Linked DNA regions of Homo sapiens: region 1 is linked to region 2. The links are chromatin loops, found by intact Hi-C in ENCODE. Cell type or tissue: PC-9. All regions are shown on one strand. Links, peaks and the distances in the headings refer to the core of each region. The heading gives the core; the rest is flanking DNA. Region 1 overlaps PXN (paxillin). Region 2 overlaps BICDL1 (BICD family like cargo adaptor 1).

Region 1 (10,034 bases), core at 1,124-9,123, 170 kb before region 2:
TCAGCGGGTACACTTTCTGATATGTGAAGCTGTCTGCTGCCTGGGCAGACATAGCTTGATGGAGAAATGCTCAGCCTACTGGAACCCAAAGCCCTGTCACTATAGGTTCAAGGTCTTTTGAGGGAATATCTCAGTATTCCTTTTTTCCAGCTTCCCTAGTGATGGTCATGCATTGAAGAGACTGGGTGTACCCTTGGCTGGAGAGGCTGATGGAAGGCCAGAGTTATTGGTGGGCCACTGAGCAGCCCTCCTCTCCTATTTAGTCATCCTGCTTGGAGTATCTGACTCTGAAGCTTCTCTTGCGTCTTTACCTCGCTCCAGAGATGTTGAATAAACTTCCAGCCTCATTGCAGCCTTTCCGGGGATCATCCTAGTCTCAGTGCCTTCATTAATAATAACAAAATCTGCCGGGCATGGTGGCTCACACCTGTAATCCCAGCACTTTGGGAGGCTGAAGTGGGTGCATCTTTTGAGGTCAGGAGTTCAAGACCAGCCTGGCCAATGTGGTGAAACCCAATCTCTACTAAAAATACAAAAATTAGCTGGGCGTGGTGGCGCGTGCCTGTAGTCTCAGCTACTCAGGAGGCTGAGGCAGGAGAATCGCTTGAACCCGGGAGGCAGAGATTGCAGTAAGCCGAGATCGCATCACTGCACTCTGGCCTAGGGGGTACTTTTCTTTTTTACAGTGTTTACAGAACTTTTTCTCATAATATTTATTGAGCTCTTATTATGTGCAGGCACTGTGCTGGGCACTTTACATGCATTGTTTGCTTGAATCAAGCTGGCCATATGAGGCAGGTTTTATTAGTAGTCGTATTACTACTACCTGTTTTATAAGTGAGGAAACTGAGACACAGAGAGGTGAGCCCACTTGCCCAAGTTCTACAACTAGTGAATGGCAGTGCTAGGATTTGAATCCAGGTGGTCTGGCTGCTGAGCGGGACTTGCAGCCAACTGTTTTGTACACTTTTTTTTGGAGACAGGGTCTGCAGCCTCTGCCTCCCAGGCCCAAGTGTTCCTCTTCCCTCAGCCTCCCGAGTAGCTAGGACTACAGGCATATGCCGTAACGCCCCGCTAATTTTTGAAATTTTTTGTGGAGACAGGGTTTCACCATGTTTCCCAGGCTGTTCTTGAACACCTGGCCTCAAGCAATGTGCCTGCATCAACCTCCCAAAATGCTGGGATTACAGGCATGAGCCATTGTGCCTGGTGCATTCTTTACACTTCTGTTCATAATACTGCATCTGATATGGGTTGCCCATTGGTTTGACTGTTTTCTGTTTCTAGGACACTAACATTTTTCTGCACCCACCCTATTCTCTGTTGTCTTCCACATCTGTCATTTCCCTGTTCTCTGCAGCTTCTTGTCTGTCTTTTGTTCTTTTTTTTTTTTTTCCTGAGTTTCACTCTTATTGCCCAGGCTGGAGGGCAATGGCATGATCTCGGCTCACCACAACCTCCACCTCCCAGGTTCAAGCGATTCTCCTGCCTCAGTCCCCCAAGTAGCTGGGGGCATGAGCCACCATGCCCAGCTAATTTTGTATTTTTAGTAGAGACGGAGTTTCTCCATGTTGGTCAGGCTGGTCTCGAACTCCCGACTTCAGGTGATCCACCCGCCTCGGCCTCCCAAAGTGTTGGCATTACAGGCGTGAGCCACTGCACCCGGCCTTTTTGTTCTTTCTTGGGGACACACACTCAGGATGGGATGCAGGGTCCTGGGGGGAGTGTCTCCTGTTCCAGGGGAGGCCCCAATCCTCCCTCCCTGGTCACCTCTCCAGTCACCTGTTACTCTTGAGACAGAGCAGTGAGCTTACAGCACCACTGCCAAGGAGAACCTGGGGCAGGTCCCCTGTGGTCCCTTGCCACCTCCTCTGCTCAGGAATCAGAAGCCTTCCTGTGCCCCCAGCCCCGCTGCACCCGAACATGCTCCTTGTCTTTCCCGTATCCAGAGGAGGGAGTTGTTGAAAACTTTATGGTGGAGAATGAAGGATGTCCTATGGGAGGGGGAGAGGAAGAGAGAATCAGGAAGCTGAGTTTTCTCAGAAATGTTCACAAAGCAAGTCATGGAAATGGCTTCAGGGTGCCCTCCTCACCTGGGATGGGCCCTGAGACTCCATCGACAGCCTCACGGGGTCCACTCTGCCTTTTGCAGTCTGGGTCTTGTTGGGAGTCTCATATCTGGCCTTGAGTGTACATTCATACCCTGATAAGTCTTCCAACTAACTAACCGATTGCCTAACCAGTGGTGCTCAGGGCTGGCCTCTCCAGGGAGGCCTTGGATGCTGGGCCAGTGGTAGACAGAACATGCGGTTGGCCAGGCCCAGTGGAACCCCAGTGGCCAAATCTTCCCTTAAAGACGGACTTTTAATGCTTATTTCTTGTGTGATTGTGGTATTGTGGTTTTATGGGAGAATATTGTTATTGTTAGGTGCATGCTAAAGTATTTAGGAGTGAAGTGTCATGATGTCTTGCAACTTATTTTTATTTTTTCATTTTTTATTTTTGAGGCAGAGTCTTGCCCTGTCACCCAGGCTGGAGTGCAGCAGCGCGATCTTGGCTCACTGCAACCTCCGCCTCCTGGGCTTAAGCAATTCTCCTGTCTCAGCCTCCTGAGTAGCTGGGACTATGGGTGCATGCCACCACACCCGGCTAATTTTTGTATTTTTAGTAGAGGTGGGGTTTCACCATATTGTTTAGGCTGGTCTTCAACTCCTGACCTCAGGTGATCCACCTGCCTCAGCCTCCCAAAGTGCTGGGATTACAGGTGTGAGCTACCCCACCTGGCCTCAACTTAGTTTTATTTGTTTTTTTTTGTTTGTTTGTTTTGAGGCAGAGTTTTGCTCTTGTTGCCCAGGCTGGAGTGCAGTGGCACCATCTCAGCTCACTACAACCTCTGCCTCCTGGGTTCAAGCGATTCTGCTGCCTCAGTCTCCCGAGTAGCTGGGATTACAGGCATGCACCACCACGCCTGGCTAATTTTTTTATTTTTAGTAGAAACCAGGTTTCTCCATGTTGGTCAGGCTGGTCAGGCTGGTCTCAAACTCCCGACCTCAGGTGATCCACCCACCTCGGCCTCCCAAAGTGCTGAGATTACAGGTGTGAGCCACTGCACCCAGCTCAACTTAGTTTTAAATGATATAATGAAAAAAAGGATATACACATAAAGGGCAGAGAGCACAAGGGCCATGCGTTTACACAAAGTGGTAAAACAATGACAGCCATTCAATCTAAGTGAGAGTACCCGGGCCTCTCAACTTCTCTGTGTGCTTAGACATTTTTATAATGAAAAGTTGGAGAAAAGTAAGGAAACCCTGCTTTTCCATGATGGGCTTGGAGTTGTTGGGCCTAGGTGCTGGCCTGCGCCTGCCTATGGTTGGCCTGAATGACTGCTGGTCTCCTGTGATTGAGCAGGTGGTGGGAAGACTGGGTGAGCAGAGACAGTAGCTGGGGGGGCCTCAGGTGACAGTGACTGCTGACTATCATCTGGGAAATGGGGAGCACAGTGCTGTGACCTGTGCAGAAAAAAGACAGGCCCAGAGACAGTGTGTGTCCATAGGTGTGGAGGCAGCCTCATGAGTTATTTGAGCATGATGACATTAATCAGACCAGGGTTGAAGCATGTGAGATGCCGAACTCTGGTTGGAGTTTGAGATGGGTTGTCTAGGCTGATGGGATGCAGAGCAAGACTTTTTTTTTTTTTTTTGAGACGGAGTCTTACTCTGTCACCCAGGCTGGAGTGCAATGGTGTGATCTTGGCTCACTGCAACCTCTGCCTCCCAGGTTCAAGTGATTCTTGTGCCTCAGCCTCCGCAGTAGCTAGGATTATGGGCGTGCGTCATCACGCCTGACTAATTTTTGTAATTTTAGTAGAGATGGGGTTTCACCATGTTGGCCAGCCTGGTCTCGAACTCCTGACCTCAGGTGATCCGCCCGCCTTGGCCTCCCAAAGTGCTGGGATTACAGGTGTGAGCCACGGTGCCCAGCCACAGCAAGGCTTTACATAATTCAGGGAACGGTCTCTGGGCAGCTTGAGGCCTGTGGGCGGGGAGGAGATGTCTTTTGCCTCACATCATGAACCCCTTATCTGTGGCCAGTGGAACACCATTAACCTGTGGGCAGTGATGGCTGAGTGTCCCCAGGCTTTTGCTTATAGCTCAAGTCTGACCATCCAGTTTTCCAGCCTTCAGGCTCCCCCTCCTGGAATCCCCACTCCCTTGGTCCCTCCTGTCTAGTTTGTGCTGACTCAAAGCTGGCCCTCTTGGACCTCCAGTCTGTTTTGGGGAAATAGCTGGATTCTGGCACCAGTGGCCCTCTTGGCTCTGAGGCAGAGGTGAGGGCCCTGGTGCCTACTAGAAACATTTCGGGCAGCCAGCAGGCTCTCATGAGGGGAGGGCTTCATGCCAAGGTCTTCTTTCAGCCTCATGTCATCTATGTCAGCGTGCAGAGATGCCGAGGCTGGCCACTTGGCGAGGACTATGAGGTCTTCTAGCGAGGGCTCAGAGCTTCACTCTGCCTATTTGAAAGCAGCATGATGTGTGTTTTATGGGGGAGGGGGTGATGCTGGGAGGAAGCTTTATGTAATTCTTGGCTGGAGCTCAGGTAATTGTTTTAATGAAATGGAATGCAGCTTATTCAGAATTCGCTTGGCAGAAACAGCCATGTTCTGTTCTGTTTTCTTGTTGGGGAGAGCAGGGCACACATTTCCAGCTGTTTTGAATCGTAGAACTCTGGGTGAGCTGGAGCAAGGGGGGTGGAACCCTCCAGGGAGCTCCAGGGAGCTTCAGGCCGATTCTCTTCTGGATCCCGGTCTGTGTGTATTGTTTTGAATGAGCCTTGGAGACTTTGGCCTCTTCTAAAACATAAAAACCCTACTGAGGCCAGGCGCGGTGGCTCATGCCTGTAATCCCAGCCTTGGGAGGCTGAGGCAGGTGGAACACCTGAGGCCTGAAGTTGGGAGTTCGAGACCAGCTTGACCAACATGGAGAAACCCCATCTCTACTAAAATACAAAATTAGCTGGGCGTGGTGGCGCATGCTTGTAATCCCAGCTACTCGGGAGGCTGAGGCAGGAGAATTCCTTGAACCTGGGAGGCGGAGGTTGCGGTGAGCCAAGATCAGGCCACTGCACTCCAGCCTGGGTGACAGAGCGAGATTCCGTCTCAAAAACAACAACAACAACAAAAAAAAACCCTATTGAAAGCAGGCTATGAAATGGGTGTAATGCCTGCCTTCCACATTGTTGGGAGACTGAGTGAGGTGCTTAGCACATAGTAGACAGATCCTCAAGGATGGCCTCTATTTGCTCACGCTTTACTCCACCCCCCACGTCCCCATCTTTCTACCCCCTTTTATACCTCATGGTCATCATCTTCTGTCAGTGTAGATGGCTGTGGCCCCATGTGGCCCCGATGTCCCCATCTGCAGGTCCACCTGGCTCTCCTTTTTCTTCTGGTTCCGTTTTTCTCCTCTCCTTCTCTTCTCTTCTTTCTCTTTTCTCACAGGGTCTTGTTCTCTTGCCCAGGATGAAGTACAGTGATCTGATCACAGCTCACTGTAACCTCCAACTCAAGCGATCCTCCTGCCCTCAGCCTCCTGAGCAGCTGGGACTACAGGCACGTGCCACCATGCCTGGCCAATTTTTTATTTTTTATACAGCCGGAGTCTCATTATGTTTCTCAGGCTGGTCTCGAACTCCTGGCCTCAAGCAATCCTTCTGCCTTGGCTTTCCAAAGTGCTGGTATTATAAGTGTGAGCCACCATGTGTCTTGCCTGTTTCCCTCTTTTTACTTTTCTGCTTTTACTAACTTCAGTTTTTTGTTTTGTTTTTTAGAGAGTCTTGCTCTGCCGCCCAGAATGGAGTACAGTGGCATGATCTTGGCTCACTGCAACCTCTGTCTCCCAGGGTCAAGCGATCCTCCTGCCTCCGCCCCACCCCCCCCAACCCCCCGCAGTCCGCAGTAGCTGAGATTACAGGCACACACCACCATACCTGGCTAATTTTGTATTTTTGGTAGAGATGGGGTTTCGTTTGCCATGTTGGCCAGGCTGGTCTCGAACTCCTGAGCTCAGGTAATCCGCCCACCTCGGCCTCCCAAAGTGTTGGAATTACAGATGTGAGCCATTGTGCCTGACCTGCACTTACTAACTTTTTTACTTTGCTCCTTTTTATTTTATTTATTTTTAAATTTATTATTATCTTTTTTGAGACAGAGTCTTTCTCTGTCACCCAGGCTGGAGTGCAGTGGCATGATCTTGGCTCACTGCAACCTCCGCCTCCCGGGTTCAAGTGATTCTTCTGCCTCAGCCTCCTGAGTAGCTGGGACTACAGGCGCCCGCCACCATGCCCAGCTAATTTTTGTGGTTTTAGTAGAGATGGGGTTTCACCATAGTGGCCAGGCTGGTCTTGAACTCTTGACCTTGTGATCTGCCTGCCTCGGTCTCCCAGTGCTGGGATTACAGGTGTGAGCCACCGCGCCCGGCCTGTTCCTTTTTAAATTTTAACACAGTCTGACCCATTCTTCCACGTTTGCTCTTTTGCTGAGACACCTGTCTCACCCTTTAGCTGCATATTTTTTTCTCCCTTCCTTAAGCTCCGCTTGCTTCTCCAGAGACCCTCCCACCTTCTTTTCCCAAGTCTCCTCTGATCCCTGAGTGGAGGTGCACCTGGGTGTTTTCCCAAAGGATTTCTCTGAACTCCTTGTTTTTCAACTATGCACCTCGGTCAGTTAATCAACTGCATGACCTCTTTTATAACCTGTGTGCTGGTGACTCCCAAATTTATATTTCCACCCCTGACGTGAATTCTATTGTCCAGATTCTTCCGGTCTGCGCACCAGCAGAGACTCAACTCATTTCCTTTCCACTCTCCCTTCTCATCTACTCCCTTCTCATTTCCTTTTCACTCTCCCAGGCCCCATCTACTGCCTGTTCTCTGTTAGCGCCCCCTCTCTTCTCTGGGCCTGTATTAGATAATGGGCATTTGTGTAGCACGTTAAGCTTGAGGAAATATTTTCATGTGCTTCTTTATTTTTTAAAAAACTAAACCTTAGGCCGGGCATTGTGGCTCACACCTGTAATCCCAGCACTTTGGGAGGCCAAGGCAGGTGGATCTTGAGGTCAAGAGATCAAGACCAGCCTGGCCAACATGGTGAAACCCCGTCTCTACTAAAATTACAAAAATTAGCTGGGCGTGGTGGCACGTGCCTGTAATTCCAGCTATTTGGGAGGCTGAGGCAGGAGAATCTCTTGAACCTGGGAGGCGGAGGTTGCAGTGAGCCGAGATCACACCATTGCACTCCAGTCTGGGTGACAGAGCGAGACTCCATTTCAAAAAAAACAAAACAAAAACAAAAGAACCACTAAACCTTATTGTGTATATTCGAGGTTTACAACATGTTGTCATAGGATACGTACAGATAGTAAGGTGGTTGCTAAAGTGAAGCAGATTAACCTGTCAGTCATCTCACAGCTACTTTCCTGTGTGCCAAGAGCAGCTAAATCTACTTATGTAACAAAAATCCGAAAATCCCGAGTACGATTTTCTTAACTTCAGCCCTCATATCATACATTAGATTTCTAAACTTGTGCATCTCGTGTATCTGCTACTTAGTATTCTTTGACCCACGTCTCCCCATTCTCCACTTCCACCCATAGTAACCACTGTTTCATTCTCGATCTCTGTATTTGACCTCTTTATAGATATATAAATATATATATTGGACTGGACGTGGTGGCTCACGCCTGTAATCCCAGCACTTTGGGAGGCTGAGGTGGGTGGATCATCTGAGGTTAGGAGTTCGAGACCAGCCTGGCCAACATGGCGAAACCCTCTCTACCAAAAATATAAAAATTAGCCAAGCGTGGTGGCACGGGCCTGTAGTCTCAGCCACTTGGGAGCCTGAGGCAGGAGAATCGCCTGAACCCAAGAGGTGGAGGCTGGAATGAGCCAAGATCACGCCACTGCACTCCAGCTTGGGTGACAGAGAAAGACTCGATCTCAAAAATAAGTAAAATAATAAATAAATAAATATATGTATATAGTACATATAAGTGAGATCATGCAATGTTTTTCTTGTTGTGTCTGGCTTATCTTACTTAGCACGTCCTTCCATGCTGTGGCAAATGGGCAGAATCTCCCTTTTTAAGGCTGAATAATTCACTGTATCTATATACAATGGATGTATAAACCACATTTTAATTATTTGTCCATTGACGATCATTTTTTATATGGTTCTGATAGCCACCCTTTGAGGTAGATAGTAGTTATTTTCTACTTTCAGAGGAAGCTAAACTGAAGCCCAGAGGAGTTAGGGGAAGGGAACACACCCAGTGTTACCACAGGCAATGATGCAAGAACCTGCACCTTGGGTGGGTCTTCCCACAACTAGCCCGGTCTCTTTTTTCTTTTTCTTTTTTTTCTTTTTTGAGATGGAGTCTCGCTCTGTCACCCAGGCTAGAGTGCAGTGGCGTGATCTCAGCTCACTGCAACCTCCGCCTCTGGGGTTCAAGCAATTCTCCTGTCTCAGCCTCCTGAGTAGCTGAGACTACAGGCGTGTGCCATCATGCCTGGCTACTTTTCATATTTTTAGTAGAGACGGGGTTTCACCATAATGGTCAGGCTAGTCTCAAACTCCTGACCTCAGGTGATCCACCTGCCTTGGCCTTCCAAAGAGCTGGGATTACAGGCGTGAGCCACTATGCCTGGTCTTCTTTCTGGTTTTTCATATGGGAAACCTCAAGGTAGAAATCAGAAATCTACGGGTCAGATTTGGTCTGCAGACCCTTGTTGCTTGGTCTGCATGGTATTCAAAATATTCCAAATTAGTTGCCAACATTTAAAACATCAGGAGATTGCACCAAAAAGTCCATGTTGTTCCTTTTTTTTTTTTTTTTTTTTTTGAGACAGAGTCTCACTGCGTCACCCAGGCTGGAGTGCAGTGGCATGATCTCGGCTCAACTGCAACCTCCGCCTCCTGGGTTCAAGCAATTCTCCTACCTCAACCTCCCGAGTAGTTGGGATTACAGGCGCCCGCCACCACGCCCATCTAATTTTTGTATTTTTAGTAGAGACGGAGTTTCATTACATGTCGTTTCTTTTGAAAAATCAGATCAGGCTTCATGGGATGTGTGTACTCTGTGTCACCACTTGGTTAACCTCAATAGCTCCAGCCTTGTATTTGACCCTCTCTGTTGCCTACATTGGGTCTCACTTGCCTCACACATATTCCTACTTGGCCCCTGCTTTGGGGGATTCTAAGAACTCTCTGTGCTCGATGTTTAATGACAAATGCAGTTGCCAGATCTAGGGGGTATCTTGTATTGCAGTCTCTGAATTACATTTGACTTCTGACCATGCCAACCACTCAGTTCTGCCTTGAGTCTAGATGTTGGTTCAAGTTGCAGAAAATAGCCTTCTCCTGACTCACCTTACCCTCTGCCTTTAAAATCTTAGCTGAATCCACCTTTTTGAGAAGGCTTTTTTCCCCGATAAAACTAACCAGCCTGTTGACCCTCCTGCTAAGGTAAAACTTTACAGATCTGTGTAAATTAGGCTTTCTTCTGTCTCCCGCTCTGCCCCGTAAGCTCTTTGAAGACAGGGATTTTATCTGCCTTTCAAATACCCCTTGCCACCAAGCACTGTGCTGTTCTCTCTGCGGTCACTTAATAACTACTTGATGGTGGTTGGTGATTAAATGGGTATGAACTGCGACACCCACAGTGATGCTGAGCCTGCAGCAAACCACTTCCTCCTCTGGAGAACCTGAGTTCTCTCTGGGTTTGGGGTGGGGAGGTGGCATAGAACCCAGCCTCTGACATCAGCCACACTTGGTTCTGTATCAATGCTGTTGCCTACTACTTGTGTGACCCTGGCAGATCACTTTACACTCTGAGCCTTGGTCTCCTAATCCATGAAATAGGTGCATTTCCTGACATACTTTCCCGAAATACTTTCAAAGTGCTCAGTAACTGGTGATGGTTATCGTTCATTCTTGGGATAATCTTGACAACTCCTGGGGTGGAGGGTTTGGCTTTTGG
Region 2 (10,034 bases), core at 922-8,921:
ACGTGCTCAGTAAAATCTACGCTAAATCCAATGTAGGAATGCTAAAGGGTCTTTCAAAAACCAACCTTTCAAAGCTGCCAATGTTTTGTTTGGCACACTGAAAACTTCATTTTTTTAACTTTAAGCAATCAGGTCTGTCCAGGTCGCCCTTTAGAGTTTCCCAGACACACGCTGCTCATCATTCCAGGCCTGCTGGTCCCTCAGTGGATGGAACAGCCATCTATGAGAAGACGGCACCAGCCGTTAGCACTGGGCCACACACTGCTGAAGAGCTCACTGGACGCGACTGTGATGGAGGAGGGAGCTGGGACTTGAGGGCATGTCACACTGCACAGAGATGACGCCAGGCTCCAGCACACAGAACACAGTGGGCCATGAGGGGAGGCGGCGGGGCAGCACAGCAATGGCAGGGCGAGACGGTGGATGGGATGTAGGGCTCAGGCTCACCTCAAAGGCAGGAGGGGTGTACAACTAAAGCTGTTGATACGGGAACTGAGAAAGGCCACTAGATCAGAAACCAAAGGAGCCAGATAGTAAAAAGCCCTGAGGAAGCAAACTGTAGCCGGGAGAGAAGAGAGAGAGCAGCGGTCAGCCAGGGCGCGGCCAGCTGGCTGCCATGCAGGAGCCAAGGAGCCAGGGACGGGCACCCTGCGGTGGGGCCAGTGTTCTGGCTGCCAGCCCCATGGGGCCCTGGGAGGAATGGTCACCAACAACCTGCCCTCCACGGGGGGCTTACCTTGTAAAGCCACAGACGGCTTTTCATCTGTCTGGATGAGAATTCTTGGGGAGAAATATTAATGTTTATACCCATATCCTAAAACTGTGCTACCTCAACCTCACGAACAAAACCCAGCCAGCCACAGCCCAGTCCAGTGGGGGAGCCATGCTGGACCCTGAAAACAGTGGGTCTAGAGAGGGACCCACTGACTCCTCTTCCCCAGGGCCTGTGCCAGCACAGTGCTCTTTGGAAAATGGAGGCTGGCCCTTGAGAAGGGGAAGGGTAGCAGCTGCTGGCTGCAGGAGGGTTGCTGAGCCGCATCCCGCTGTGAATTTTCATGCAATTATACTGAGCTTCCTGGGCCTCCATGTTAACCAGTTGTTTCTTTCCAGCTTAAAGCCCAGACAACCAGCTGAAAGGGGGCCCCATTCCAAGTCTGGAGATCACTACATCTCCAGACAGCAGCAGCCTGGGCACTGTCGCTCAAAAGCATCCTTAAGCATTCTTCCCCAAGGACTAGGGGACATGAGCTCTGGATCTTGCCAGGTGAAGACTGGGATGTGCTGTTCACCCAGTCACATGGAACCCTCCAGTGGCAAACTCTCCTTACACTCTGCCTGGGTTCAGAGATTCCTCCTGGAGTCTCCTCTCGCCCTGGATCTCAGGCTCCAGTTTACCTGCCAAGCTTCCAGCTGCTGCGAGAGGTTCAGTTTCTGCTGAATGGCATCCAGCAACTGGCTGTTCAGAGACATCATATCCATCCTGCACTTGGCAAGTTCCAGCTCCACAGCATTCTTCCTGAGAACAGACAAGCCAGGGTGAACATGGACACCTTGTGCCAGAGGCATCTTGGTCTTTACTTGGGGCACCTGGAGTCCCAGGATGAGGAAACAGGCTCTGACCCTGAACTCACAACAAATAGCAGCTGCAACAATAACTATGATGTTGCCTGCAGAGGGTTAGTTTGCAACATGTTTTCACATATATTCTCCCAGTTTTCATAACCAACCTGTAGGTGAAAGGAATATTTGTCATCCCCACCTCACGGATAAAGAAACAGAAGTTGAGGCCGGGTGTGGTGGCTCATGCCTGTAATCCCAGCACTTTGGGAGGCCGAGGCGGGTGGATCACCTGAGATCGAGGGTTCGAGACCAGCCTGACCAACATGGAGAAACCCTGTCTCTACTAAAAATACAAAATTAGCCAGGCGTGGTGGCACATGCCTGTAATCCCAGTTACTCGGGCTGAGGCAGGAGAATTGCTTGAACCCAGGAGAAGGAGGTTGCAGTGAGCCGAGATTGCACCATTGCACTCCATCCTGGGCAAAAAGAGCAGAACTCCGTCACACACACACACACCACACACACACACACGTTGAAAGAGCAGAACTCCGTCACACACACACGCCACACACACGTTGAAAGAGCAGAACTCCGTCACACCCCACACACACACACATACACACACACACACACACGTTGAAAAAGGACAATACTAAAATAAGGACTGGAACCCAGAGGGGATCAAAAGCCTCACACAGCATAAAGGAGCTACTCATCCTTTCCCAAAATGGCCCATTCCCCACTGGAAGGCAGGAACCTTGTCCTGCTGGTATAGAAGGGATTCCTTGTAGTTAGCAATCCCCCTTAGGGGAACTGTCCTGAAGATACAGAGGTGTGCGAAGATAGCCACACAGTGGTGATCACTATAGCTTAGCTAGTCAGAGTAGCCAAGTGGTCATGAATGATGGGATGGAATACAGTCACCAGTAAAAACCATAAAGTAGGCCGGGTGCGGTGGCTCACCCCTGTAATTCCAGCACTTTGGGAGGCCAAGGCGGGCGGATCACGAGGTCAGGAGATTGAGACCATCCTGGCTAACAGTGAAACCCCGTCTCTACTAAAAATACCAAAAATTAGCCAGGCATGGCGGCAGGTGCCTGTAGTCCCAGCTACTGGCGAGGCTGAGGCAGGAGAATGGCGTGAACCCGGGAGGCGGAGCTTGCAGTAAGCCCAGATCGCGCCACTGCACTGCAGCCTGGGTGACAGAACAAGACTCCGTCTCAAAAAAACAAAAAAACCCCATAAAGTGTGGCCAGGCGCGGTGGCTCGTGCCTGTAATCCCAGCACTTTGGGAGGCCAAGGTGGAAGGATCACCTGAGGTCAGGAGTTCGAGACCAGCCTGGCCAACATGGCGAAAACCCATCTCTGCTAAAAATACAAAAATTAGCTGGGTGTGGTGGCAGGTGCCTGTAATCCCAGCTACTCGGGAGGCTGAGGCAGGAGAATCGCTTGAACCTGGGAGGTGGAGCTTGCAGTGAGCCCAGATTGTGCCACTGCACTCCAGCCTGGGCAATAGAGCAAGACTCCGTCTCAAAAAAATAAAAACAAAACCCCACAAAAAACCATGAGGTAGAATATTTATTGACAGTTCATAACATATTGCTGAGTGGAAAAAGCACCAGAAAACAAGGTCTAGTATAATACTAGTTTTGTAAAACAAAAACTGCCTGTGTCCGCAGGGTGCTGTGGCTCACGCCTCTAATCCCCAGCACTTTGGGAGGCCAAGGTGGGCGGATCACCTGAGGTTGGGAGTTCGAGACCAGCCTGACCAACAAGGAGAAACCCCGCCTCTACTAAAAATACAAAAATTTGCCGGGCGTGGTGGCGCATGCTGCCTGTAATCCCAGCTACTCAGGAGGCTGAGGTAGGAGATCACTTGAATCCAGGAGGCGGAGGTTACAGTGAGCCAAGATCACGCCACTGCACTCCAGCCTGGGCAACAAGAGCGAAACTCTGTCTCAAAACAAAACAAAAAACTGCCTGTGTGTTCAAGGATATGCACAAAAATGTCTAGTTGGTTATCTCTGGGTGATGATTACTGATGGGTAACTCCTCCGACATTATTTTGCATTTTTTTATTTTCACATTTGTGTTTCACGTATTACTTTGTTCACCTTTCCCAACATTCCTAAATCACGGCTGTTCAATGCAAAAGAAAATTAATTTTTTTCGAGGGCAGGGGAACGGGAATAAAGGTGGAAGGACCTCTGCAGAGGCAGCCCTGGTTGCCCAACTGCAGAAACGTGTATTATTTAGCCCTTGCCTTCATTAATCGCTCCCTTAAGCACTCAAAACAGCAAAGCTAACAAAAGCATGCTCCTTGTACAGGGCCAGCGACTAATGTGCAGGGCTCAAGGGCAGCTAGAGGATCCGCCTGCAGAGGCCGCCTAGCTCGAGCTTCACAACACCGACCGCACTAACCGAAGTGCGGCCAGAAAAAGGAACAGGTGGATCCCACTTGCAAAGTGCTCAGGCCACTGCTGCGACCAGCACTTCTTCTTTGGCTTCAGGTCTACCGAGCAATTAGTCACCTGTGCCGACACCGCAAGTGCGCCCCGCCCGCCGGCCCGCCTGCCTTCCCTAGAGAAACCGCTCCAGACAGCTCAGCCACCGCGTCAGCCCCGCCCACTGCGGCAGCGACGGGACCCGAGCCCGTCTAATGGATGCTGAGGGCTCAGATGCCGAAGGCTGCCTCCGTCACACCCACTGCTATTGGCTGGCAGCAAACAGCGGAAATCCTCACGCGGCATCGGTTGCCATGGACACCCCTCCAGTAGCGTCAGAACCCGTGGTGCCCCACGACAGCCACAGCCTCCTGAGCTTCCGGCGTCCCCCGGCAGGTGGCGCCGAGAGCAGCGGGAGCCCCAGGAATGTGCTGACTAACGTTGCCGGCGAGGGACAGATGGGCCCAGGGCTACAGCCGCGGCGCAGCGCCGGGCATGGTGGGGTTCCCTTCCTTGCCAAAAAACGCCCTGAGGCAGGGGCTGCCTGGACGACCTCCAATCCTGGCCACGCGCTGCACCGTTGGGACATTTGCTCACCAAGGAATAAGTGCTCGTCATTCATGGGAAACCCCAGACCAGGATCAACACATTAATCACATTTTAAAAATAGGAATATTCCAAGGGCTCGAATAATTCCTTTTTACAAATGAAACCACTAGTAACTGACTTGTTTTTGTAAGGCAGATTGCTAGCCCAAGATTTATTTTTGGTTTTAGTGAAGGCCCTTCACCTGCAAGGAGATAAAAAAATTGCTACTTAATTTTCCTGAAACTCATTTATTGTATAGGAGAAGGTGCACCTTAAGGTTTCTGCAGCCCAGTGACGAGAAGGAAGTTATATTTCTTAGGGATTCTCACCCCTGACTACACATTAAAATCAAGGGGGAAAGAAGTGGGCCCCACCCAACTGACCCCACCCCGTGATTTCAACTGTATTGTTCTGGTGAGGTTCCTGGTGTCTGAGCGCTCCCCAGATGATTGTAATGTGCGGCCAGGATGGAGAATCAGAGATAACGTATATGGAAGAAGTATCTGGTAAAACTAAGTTACTATACAAATGGGGGGTGTGGTTTCCTCTTTAAATGATTCCTTAGGCTTGTCGTCTCAATTCTTGTATAACAAAAATTCATTTCTAAGGTATGGGAAAAGAACTATCCTCCCAGAGTAACCTAACTGCCCAGCCAGCCCTGTTCTATAGGAGTCCAGGAAGGACAGGACCCTTGCTCCAGAGTTCTCCCTACTGGGGGCATCCTTCCAGAGGGGAGAATTTGCAAGTCTAATCAGACTCCTGGATAGTAACTGGGCCTCCTTTGAAAGCAGGCAAGAGCATGCATTACAAGGTTTCATGTAGATTTGCTCACCCAGGTGGCAGAGCTAGGTTTTACTTTTTTTTTTTTTTTTTTTTAAAGGGAGAAAGACTGGACAACTTGCTTCTTCTCTCCTGCACCCTGACACTTTCTCTGTTTGTATCCCCCACCTTCCATCCCACCTTCCATGCTGATGACAGAATATGATCTTAATGTTCAGCTTCTTGTCTGAGAGAAGGTAACCAACCCATGTGTACTTCTATCTTCATTCTGCCTTTTTTTTTTTTTTTTTTTTTTGAGGCAGGATCTTGCTCTGTCATCCAGGCTGGAGTGCAGTGGCATGATCACAGCTCACTGCAGCCTCAACCTTCTGGGCTCAAGTGATCCTCCCACCTCTGCGACTCCAAGAATGTACCACCACACTCAGCTAATTTTTTATTTGTATTTTTAGTAGAGACAGGGTCTCATTATGTTCCCCAGGCTGGTCTTGAACCCCTAGGCTCAAGCAATCCTCCCATTTTGGCCTCCCAAAGTGCTAGGATTACAGGCGCCCTTGCCTGGCCTCCTTCTGCTTTTGATTTCTAGTGGACTTCCACGATAAGCATCTTCATTTTACCATTTTATTCCATCACACAATTTCACTGTTATTCATAAAGGTATGCTGCCTCCTCTATCACACTGTTACTTTTTTTTGAGATAGGGCCTCACTCTGTCACCCAAGCTGGAGGGCAGTGGTGCAATCTTGGCTTACTGCAACCTCCGCCTCCTGAATTTGTGATCCTCCAACCTGGCTACTTCTTTTTTTTTTGTTTGGGTAGGGATGGGGTTTCACCATGTTGGCCAGGTTGGTCTCGAACACCTGACCTCAAGTGATCCACCTGCCTCAGCCTCCCAAAGCGCTGGGATTGCAGGCCTGAGCCGCTGCACCCCAGCCTTATCACACTGTTACTTAAGTATCCATTAACTAAATATAGTGGAAATCCAAGCAGCAAAGATACATCGTTATGTGGGATTCACCAAGAATAATTTCTAAAATGAACTAGAAACTGACAGACACCATGACATGAGGTTCTGACCAGAAAGAAAAGGGGACCCAAAGGTAAAACGGAAATAGAGATAATGAAAATGATGAAAGAGAACAGAAGGGAGGGGGAAAGTGTGTGTGGAAGTGAGGTTAGAGTATGAGTAATTTTTTTTTTTTTTTTTGAGACAGAGTCCCCGTTCTGTTGCCCAGGCTGGAGTGCAATGGCGTGATCTCAGCTCACTACAACTTCTGCCTCCCGGGTTCAAGTGATTCTCCTGCCTCAGCCTCCTGAGTAGCTGGGATTACAGGCGCCTGCCACCATGCTTGGCTAATTGTTGTATTTTTAGTAGAGACGGGCTTTCACCATGTTGGCCAGGCTGGCCTCAAAACTCCTGACCTTAGGTGATCTGCCTGCCTCGGCCTCTCATAGTGCTGGGATTACAGGTGTGAGCCACCGCAACTGGCCTGAGTATGAGGAATTTTAAAGTCAGAAGTTAAAATGTGTGTCATATTATTTTTTTTACAAAAGCATACAGTATCTTATTTACACATTGTTTCCAAGTAGTTCATTTTAGCTTCCCAACAAGTAGCAGTGTAGCAAAGGGAAAAGGGTGTCAGGAAGACGGGAATCAGAAGACTTGAGGTGGAGGCTCATGAGTCACTGCTGGCTGTGGCCCTGGCAAAGTATTTCTTAGTTTCCTCATCTGTAAAATTGGGATTAAAAATTTTTACTTCTTACTGTGGCTGGGAGGATTAAAGAATAAAAGTGTTGGCCGGGTGTGGTGGCTCATGCCTGTAATCCCAGCACTTTGGGAGGCCAGGGCGGGTGGTTCACAAGGTCAGGAGATCGAGACCATCCTGACTAACACGGTGAAACCCTGTCTCTACTAAAAATACAAAAAATTAGCAGGGCATGGTGGCACATGCCTGTAGTCCCAGCTACTCGGGAGGCTGAGGCATGAGAATCGCTTGAACCTGGGAGGCGGAGTTTGCAGTGAGCCAAGATCATGCCACTGCACTCCACCTGGGTGACTGAGTGAGACTCCGTCTCAAAGAAAAGAAAAAAAAAAAGAATAAAAGTGCTTTGTAAACTATAAAGTGATGTATAAATATTACTATTGGCTGGGCACAGTGGCTCACGCCTGTAATCCCAGTACTTTGGGAGGCTGAGGCAGGTGGATCACTTGAGGTCAGGAGTTTGAGACCAGCTTGACCAACATGCTGAAACCCCGTCTCTACTAACAGAAAAATTAGCCAAGCATGGGGGCGCATGCCTGTAATTCCAGCTACTTGGCTGAGGCAGGAGAATCGCTCGAACCTGGGAGGTGGGGGTTGCAGTGAGACGAGGTCGTGCCACTGCTCTCCAGCCTAGGCAACAGAGCAAGACTCCATCTCAATAAATAAATAAATAAATAAATAAATAAATAAATAAATAAATAAATACTACTATTAATATTTTGTAAATGACCCCAAAGTAGACACATTTTTGGTAACTATCTCCTCACACTCCTTGAACAGGGTGGGGCTGGGCACCGTGGCTCTTGCTTATAATCTCAGCACTTTGGGCAGATCCCTGGAGCTCAGGAGTTCAAGACCAGCCTGAGCAACAGGACAAAACCTCGTCTCTACAAAAAACAAAAGCAAAAACTAGCCAGGTGTGGTGGCGTGCACCTGTAGTCCCAGCTACTCGGGAGGCTGAGAGGTGAGAGGATTGCTCCAGCCCAGGAGGTCAAAGATGCAGTTAGCTGTGACTGGGCCACTATACTACAGCCTGGGTGGCAGAGTAAGACCCTGTCTCAAAAAAATAAATACATAAAAAGTAATTCACAGGGGAATAGGGGATATGTAAATATGTTTGTTTCCAAAGTTTCTGAATGTAAGACAATGTGTTTATGAAGAAAATGTGGCCAGGCTGGGCATGGTGGCTCATGCCTGTAATCCTAACACTTTGGGAGGCCGAGGTGGGCAGATCACTTGAGGCCAGGAGTTCGAGAGTAGCCTGGCCAACATGGTGAAACCCCATCTCTACTAAAAATACAAAACTTAGCCAGGCGTGGTGGTGTGTGCCTGTAATCCCAGCTATTCGGGAGGCTGAGGCACGAGAATAGCTTGAACCCAAGAGGCGGAGGTTGCAGTGAGCTGTGAGCATGGGTGACAGAGTGAGAATTTCTCTCAAAAAAAATAAAGTAAAATAAAATAAACACGGCTGGGCGCAGTAGCTCACGCCTATAATCTCAGCACTTTGGGAGGCTAAGGTGGGTGGATCACTTGAGCCCAGGAGTTCAAGACCAGCCTGGGTAACATGGTGAAAACCCGTATCTACAAAAAATACAAAAATCTGCCCGGCATGGTGGCACAGCTACTTGGGAGGCTGAGGAGGGAAGATCACTTGAGCCCAGGAGGTGGAAGCTGCAGTGAGCTATGATTGTGTCACTGCACTCCAGCCTGGGTGACAAAGAGAGACCCTGTCTTAAACAAACAAACAAAAAAACACAAAACATTTTTAAAAAGACCTAGTTGGCTGGGCACAGTGGCTCATGCCTGTAATCCCAGGACTTTGGGAGACTGAGGTAGGAGGATCGCTTGAGCCCAGGGGTTTAAGACCAGCCCTAGCAACATGGCAAAACCCCGTCTCTAACAAAAATACAAAAAATTAGCCAGGTGTGGTAGTGTGTACCTGAGGTCCCAGCTACTCGGGAGGCTGAGGTGGGAGGATCGCTCAAGACCATGATGGGGAGGTTGCAGTGAGCCAAGATCATGCCACTGCACTCCAGCCTGGGTGACAGAGTGAGACTCTGTCTTCAAAAAAAAAGACCTAGTTTATTGGAAATATAAGGGACAGAGGAAAATGCTAAATGATGCTATGGGATGCAATCAAACCCAGAATGCAGCAAATCTATGAGAGAAATGATCCACTTTCTTCAACAAATAAATGTAATATGAAAAAGAAGAAAGAGGAGATGTTACAGACTTTTGGGACACATCAGTTAAATGGAATATGTAGGCTTCGGAGTCTGATTCTAAATCAGTTATCAAAAGATATTTATGGGCCAATTGGGGAAATTCTAACATCAACTGGATTCTGATATTATTAAGAAATTATTTTTTTCAAGTGTGATCATTGTATTGTGTTTTTTTTTTTTTTAATTCTTTCTGGTAGAGATGTATACTGAAGTGTTTATGGAGATGACACTATGTCTTGTGATTTAACATAATCCAACAGGGAGGTGGAGGAAGTGGGTGAGGATATAGATGAAATAACACTGACCATATGCTAATTAGTATTGAGGCTGAGAGATGAAGTCATCTTATATCTTCTATTTTTGTGTTTGCTTGAAAATGTCCATAATAAAAAAATAGAAACAAACAACAAAAAAACTAAAAAAAAAAGGTGAGGTAGATATATACATACGATAAAACTGGAGGCCGGGTGTGGTGGCTCACGCCTGTAATCTCAGCACTTTGGGAGGCCAAGGCGGGCAGATCACCTGAGGTCAGGAGTTGGAGACCAGCCTGGCCAATATGGTGAAACCCTGTCTCTACTAAAAATACAAAAATTAGCTGGGCATGGTGGCAGGCACCTGTAATCCCAGCTACTTGGGAGGCTGACAGGAGAATCGCTTAAACCCAGAGGCAGAGG

Evidence for each region. Peaks named below come from ENCODE experiments on the same cell type or tissue, not always from the same donor. Only the 100,000 strongest peaks of a DNase experiment are listed, where the experiment ranks them.
Region 1: a loop joins it to region 2, with 12 times the contacts of the local background. A loop is called at or near these places in 2 of 110 quality-filtered maps.

The regions. Positions count from the first base shown.
Region 1 is chr12:120,251,862-120,261,895 of GRCh38, reverse strand. The region is part of intron 1 of PXN (paxillin); the gene reads left to right. Among named protein-coding and RNA genes, the nearest start is that of PXN, 8.9 kb to the left of the region's middle. RefSeq lists an enhancer at 1,144-1,710. In PC-9, for the core only: no CTCF peak of the experiment used is centred there; no DNase peak of the experiment used is centred there; H3K27ac peaks cover 427 bases.
Region 2 is chr12:120,081,433-120,091,466 of GRCh38, reverse strand. BICDL1 (BICD family like cargo adaptor 1) reads right to left here. Exons shown (of 10, transcript NM_001367886.1): 9 at 1,396-1,516. Among named protein-coding and RNA genes, the nearest start is that of RAB35, 30 kb to the left of the region's middle. RefSeq lists enhancers at 96-688, 4,063-4,142. In PC-9, for the core only: a CTCF peak has its summit at 4,399 (motif pointing right); a DNase peak (open chromatin) is centred at 4,166; H3K4me3 peaks cover 927 bases; H3K27ac peaks cover 2,011 bases.